Linked DNA regions of Homo sapiens: region 1 is linked to region 2. The links are chromatin loops, found by intact Hi-C in ENCODE. Cell type or tissue: dorsolateral prefrontal cortex. All regions are shown on one strand. Links, peaks and the distances in the headings refer to the core of each region. The heading gives the core; the rest is flanking DNA.

Region 1 (2,907 bases), core at 158-2,657, 100 kb after region 2:
GGTGCTGATTGGTGTGTTTACAAACCTTGAGCTAGATACAGAGTGCCGACTGGTGTATTTACAATCCTTGAGCTAGACATAAAGGTTCTCCACATCCTCACCAGAGCAGCTAGATACGGAGTGTTGATTGGTGCACTCACAAACCTTGAGCTAAACACAGGGTGCTGATTGGTGTAGTTACAATCCCTGAGCTAGATATAAAGACTCTCCACGTCCCCACCAGAGCAGCTAGATACAGAGTGTCGACTGGTGCACTCACAAACCTTGAGCTAAACACAGGGTGCTGATTGGTGTATTTACAATCCCTGAGCTAGATATAAAGACTCCACATTCCCCCCCAGACTCAGGAGCCCAGCTGGCTTCACCCAGTGGATCCCACACTGGGGCTGCAGGTGGAGCTGCCTGCCAGTCCTGCGCCATGCGCTCACATTCCTCAGCCCTTGGGTGGTCGATGGGACTGGGCACTGTGGAGCAGGGGGTGGTGCTCGTCAGGGAGGCTCGGGCCGCACAGGAGCCCATGGAGTGGGTGGAAGGCTCAGGCATGGCGGGCCGCAGGTCCTAAGCCCTGCCCCGCAGGAAGGCAGCTAAGGCCCGGCGAAAAATCGAGCGCAGCGCTGGTGGGCCAGCACTGCTGGGGGACCCAGTACACCCTCCGCAGCCACTGACCCAGGTGCTAAGTGCCCCATTGCCCGGGGCCAGCAGGGCTGGCTGGCTGCTCCGAGTGCGGGGCCCACCAAGTCCCCGCCCACCGGGAACTCCAGCTGGCCCGCAAGCGCCGCACACAGCCCAGGTTCCCGCTCGTGCCTCTCCCTCCACACCTCCCAGCCTTGGCCAGCCCAGAAAGGGGCTCCCACAGTGCAGTGGGGGGCTGAAGGGCTCCTCAAATGCCACCAAAGTGGGAGCCCAGGCAGGGGAGGTGCCGAGAGCAAGCGAGGGCTCTGAGGACTGCCAGCACGCTGTCACCTCTCACAGGTATCAAGGGAATATTGCTGTTTAAAACTAATGCCTGTAATAGCTTGTTCACTTCATACTTGTATCTCTATATATTCTCAGTTAGTAAAATTCAATTGCTGTTTCTGATTGAATGATCACAGAATAGAGATACTGAAAGACCCAGAAGTATAAGCCTATCTTTAAGGAGGAAAGAAGGGAATGAACATTTCTTGCATGCCTACTATGTGCCAGGTACTTTCTTTGTTTTTGTTTGTTTTTTGAGATGGAGTCTCACTGTGTCGCCAGGCTGGAGTGTAGTGGCGTGATCTCGGCTCACTGCAACCTCCGCCTCCTGGGTTCAAGCGATTCTCCTGCCTCAGCCTCCCAAGTAGCTGAGACTACAGGCACCCGCCACTATTCCCAGCTAATTTTTTTTATTTTTTTTTTGTATTTTTAGTAGAGACGGGGTTTCACTATGTTGGCCAGGCTGGTCTTGAACTCCTGACCTCGTGATCTGCCCTCCTCGACCTCCCAAAGTGCTGGGATTACAGGCGTGAGCCACCACGCTCGGCCATACCAGGTACTTTGAATTGCGAGTGACAGAAAGCCAGTTAACCAGCTTGGGCAAAATAGGTATGAATGACTGGCTTGTGGACACTAAAGCAGAGCTAGACAACCACACTGGGCTGGAGCTGATGTGGCTGGGCCTCGGGACCTGTGGAGCTAGGGTCCATCTGACCCATTTCTGCCTCTCTCTGGGGCTTCATTTGATCTCAGCACAGAGCAGCTCCCCTAGTAGGAATTCTGGCTCCTGAAGTGCCTGAATGTATGGCTTCCTCACTGGAGCAGGACTCACTGCTCCACTCTCTGATCCAAAAGGCAGAACCCCTCCCAGCCCCCAAAAAGGCACTGATTGGCCTAACAGAGGGGGAGACATTTTTGGTAAGAGAGGTACTATGCCTCTAAAAGAGAAGGAATAACCACATTGTGTTGTCTACCCTCTGGGATTGAGGGGCTGGTTTGTGTCAGCTCCTAAGTGCGTCAGACAATAGGGAAAATTGTTGAGAATCCAGGGAGGTGCACAGAGACCTAGAACTTGAATTGGGCTTCAAAGGAGAGGAAGGGTTTGGATAGGTGGAGAAGATAAAACTAGATGAGGCATGCCCGGCACAGTGGCTCATGCCTGTAATCCCAGCACTTTGGGAGGCTGAGGTGGGCAGATCACAAGATCAAGAGATTGAGACCATCCTGGCCAACATGGTGAAACCCCGTCTCTACTAAAAATACAAAAATTAGCCAGGCGTGTTGGCGCGTGCCTGTAGTCCCAGCTACTCGGGAGGCTGAGGCAGGAGAATCGCTTGAACCTGGGAGGCAGAGGTTGCAGTGAGCCAAGATCGCACCACTGCACTCCACCCTGGCCATAGAGGCGAGACTCATCTCAAAAAAAAAAAAAAACAAACAAACAAAAACTAGATAAGGCAGAGGCTTGCCTGAAGAGCAGGAACACCCAAGGAAAGACCGTGGTTGGCCATCCTGAGAAATCCTTCAACCTGAAAACTTGGAGGACATCAGTCACAGCTTTTTCACAAAACACACCTGTGGGTGACAGGCAGATGCCTGCTCTAGTAATACCTGAATGACTCAGAAGAACCACAGGGGCCACAAAACACACGGGTGGAGCAAATCATCCACCCAAAGAGGACTCTGCTCAAGCAGTCAGATCTTCCCCCCAGCACCACTCCAGGACACTATCACAGCCCATCACAATCTGGAATGGAGTTCAGAGTCACCCCTTTTTTTCTAACTTGACACCCCCTCTACCAAGTCAAGCACGGGCCTAGGAGGACCAGCAGAACTGCTGCACCCACTCCCAGCCTCCAGACACCTCTGGGACAACATCAGTGTTGATCTCATTTCGGGCCTGCCCCACTCTCTCCCAGAGTCGTCCTAGATACTCCCACAGCAGCACTCCTC
Region 2 (2,907 bases), core at 193-2,692:
CCAGTTCAACACTACAGATCTGATTAATAGCTTTTCAATAACTGCAAAATAGTCCATAAAATGAATGTTCCATCTGGGGGCAGCGGCTCACGTCTGTTATCTCAGCACTTTGGGAGGCTAAGGCAGGCAGATCACCTGAGGTCAGGAGTTCAAGACCAGCCTGGCCAACATGGCAAAACCCTGTCTCTACTAAAATACAAAAATTAGTTAGGCTAATTTAGGTGGTGGCGCACGTCTGTAATCCCAGCTACTAGGGAGGCTGAGGCAGGAGAATCGCTTGAACCTGGGAGGCAGAGGTTGCAGTGAGCCAAGATTGTGTCACTGCACTCCAGCCTGGGAGATAGAGCGAGACTGTCTCAAAAAAAAAAAAGAAAGAAAGAAAAAGAAAAAGTTCCACATGTATTTGGTGTAAATTGAATAAATTACCATAAGTGGCATTGATGGATATTCAGGTTACTCCATTTTTTTCTACTGTAAACAATGCTGCAGTTGTATCTTGGCACATAAATCTTTATAAATTAATTGTTTTATTTCTGTAGGATAGATTCCTAGACATAGGATTACTTTAGTGACATATATATATAATAAGCAATGTGAAATGCATACAGAGTATACTGAATCACATTTCAGAGCTCTAATTTCTCTGCCTCCTAAAGTTGGACTGAAGTTTATGTATCTTTTGACTTGTTTACTTTTAAGATTCTTGTGACCAATTTGCATTAAATAGCTGGGGTTTTTTGTTTGTTTCTTTGTTTGTTTTTTGAGACGGATCCTCGTTCTGTTGCCCAGGCTGGAGTGCAATGGCAAGATCTCGGCTCACTGCAATCTCCACCTCCCAGATTCAAGGATTCTCCTGCCTCAGCCTCCTGAGTAGTTGGGATTACGGGCCCCCACCACCACATCCAGCTAATTTTTGTATTTTTAGTAGAGACAGGGTTTCGCCATGTTGGTCAGGCTGGTCTCGAACTCCTGATCTCAGGTGATCCGCCCGCCTCAGCCATCCAAAGTGCTGGAATAACAGGCGTGAGCCACTGCCCCCGGCCTAAACAGCTATTTCTTAAATGCTTTTCAATGTGCAATCAATACACGGAAGAAATGCAAATATAAATAAAAATCTGGCATCTGGAAATATCCTCCCCGCGCTGAAAAATCTGGCTAGCACCAACGACGCAAATTCTTAATAAAATCCTTACTTTTTTAAGTAAAACTTTTTTTCTTTTTTCTTATTTCTTAAGTAAACATTTTAAATTGAAATTTTTTTTCTGTACAGAGAAAGTTGAAACATCCATTCCTATGTTTGGGATGAGAAAAGATAAATTATTTATGTTATTGGAAAACAGAAGATTACAGACTGTCAATAAACTTTTACTTTTAAATGAATAAATAATACATGACAATTCTTTTCACATGAGAGAACGTCTGCTTCTATTTCCTCCTAAAATACTGTGGCGGCTGGGCATGTCAACAGCGCCGCTGGTGTAGTGGTATCATGCAAGATTCCCATTCTTGCGACCCGGGTTCGATTCCCGGGCGGCGCATAGGCGTTTTGCTTCTCGCTCGCTAAAAACCAGATAGCTTGAAGAGTCTTTATATATCTTTCCAAAAGAGGAAAGATTTAGGCTTTTTACTGTCCCTGAAGGTTTCCACTCCCTCATAATTCGCGGTCGAAACACTCGAATCCGCAGCCAGAAGACAAAAAAGTTCACGCAAATCGTGAAGTAGTTAATACTTGCGCCTGCGCAGTCTGAGGCGTCCCTCGCGTCGGGTGGAAGAGCGGCTGCGCAACAAGTGAACCTATGGATTAAGGTGTAGCCGGGCGGCCCGGAGGTTGAGAGTGCAAGATTATTCTGCGCCTGCGCGGCCCGGGTAACTTTGCTGGCTGCTCCTAGGCTCCCGGCTCGCCGCCATCTTGTATTGGGGTTTCATTGTTCCCGCTGGGCCGGGCGGTTTAGTGTAATTGCCGCCGGAGGAGGAGGCGGAGTAACCTCTGGTCAGCCGAGAAACCCCACTATCCTGTAGCCATAACCGCTTAAACGATTTGGGAGGTAGTGAAGGGCAGGGAGCTGGACCTGGAGGCGCCGCCGCGACAGCAGCAGCCATGGAGGACGAGATGCCCAAGACTCTGTGAGTCTGGGGCAGCGATGAGGGAGGCGGGATGGTGGTCGTCCCGGAGGGAAGGCCTCGGCCCTGCGCCGCTCCCAGCCTATTGTTCTCCGTGGACACCGCGATATCGTGGTTTTTGTTTCCTTAGCATGCACCTGGATGCTTACAACCAAGACCCAATCTGTGAGGACGAGGTGAAGGGAGACGGGGCTCAACCCTCTCAATTAATCCCTTCACTTTAGCAACACCATTGCATGACCTTTGCTCTCGCCACGGGCCCTCTGTGGTCTTAGACCTGGAGAAAAGACTTTAATTCAGACCTCTTTTTAGAACTCGTCGAACCTTCCTTTTGTCCTATGCTTTCTTTCCTTTTCCCGCTTCTCCCCCTTTTTGATTAACCTCTTCTTATCTTTACAGCCGTCTCCCTTTAATTTTACTTTTGATTTCCTACTGAAATTCTTCCTTTCATTTTCTTCTCGGTGATAAGATTTTTTTTCCTCCTCGAGGGTGCTTGTACTCATTTTCAGTGCAGTAAACTTTATTCTTGCAGTTGCCAATTGGAAAAAAGCCAAGCATTTTTCTTTAACCTCTGGCTTTCCTTCTGTAGCACCCACCGACCAAAAAGCCTAACCAGACACCCCAAGGATTTGGAAATCTCACCCAGAAGGAATATATCAATTGAGGGGAAATGGATTTAATATTATTTTTATAGTCGTTTACTACTGTTGTGATTGACATGGTGTTGAACGAGCGGGCTGTAAATGCCCTAACATATTTACAGAGAATTTTTAGAGATAGCGTTAA

What was found. Peaks named below come from ENCODE experiments on the same cell type or tissue, not always from the same donor. Only the 100,000 strongest peaks of a DNase experiment are listed, where the experiment ranks them.
Region 1: a loop joins it to region 2, with 4 times the contacts of the local background. A loop is called at or near these places in 15 of 110 quality-filtered maps.

What each region holds. Positions count from the first base shown.
Region 1 is chr2:70,146,208-70,149,114 of GRCh38, reverse strand. No RefSeq gene overlaps it. Among named protein-coding and RNA genes, the nearest start is that of LINC01816, 22 kb to the right of the region's middle. RefSeq lists enhancers at 1-182, 2,775-2,824. In dorsolateral prefrontal cortex, for the core only: no CTCF peak of the experiment used is centred there; no DNase peak of the experiment used is centred there.
Region 2 is chr2:70,247,622-70,250,528 of GRCh38, reverse strand. It overlaps TIA1 (TIA1 cytotoxic granule associated RNA binding protein), which reads left to right and starts at 1,901. Exons shown (of 13, transcript NM_022173.4): 1 at 1,901-2,124. The coding sequence starts at 2,099. TRG-CCC2-1 (tRNA-Gly (anticodon CCC) 2-1) reads left to right here and starts at 1,468; the gene lies at 1,468-1,538. RefSeq lists enhancers at 1,505-2,319, 2,320-2,907. In dorsolateral prefrontal cortex, for the core only: CTCF peaks have their summits at 1,504 and 1,766; DNase peaks (open chromatin) are centred at 988, 1,488 and 1,838; H3K4me3 peaks cover 1,991 bases; H3K27ac peaks cover 2,248 bases.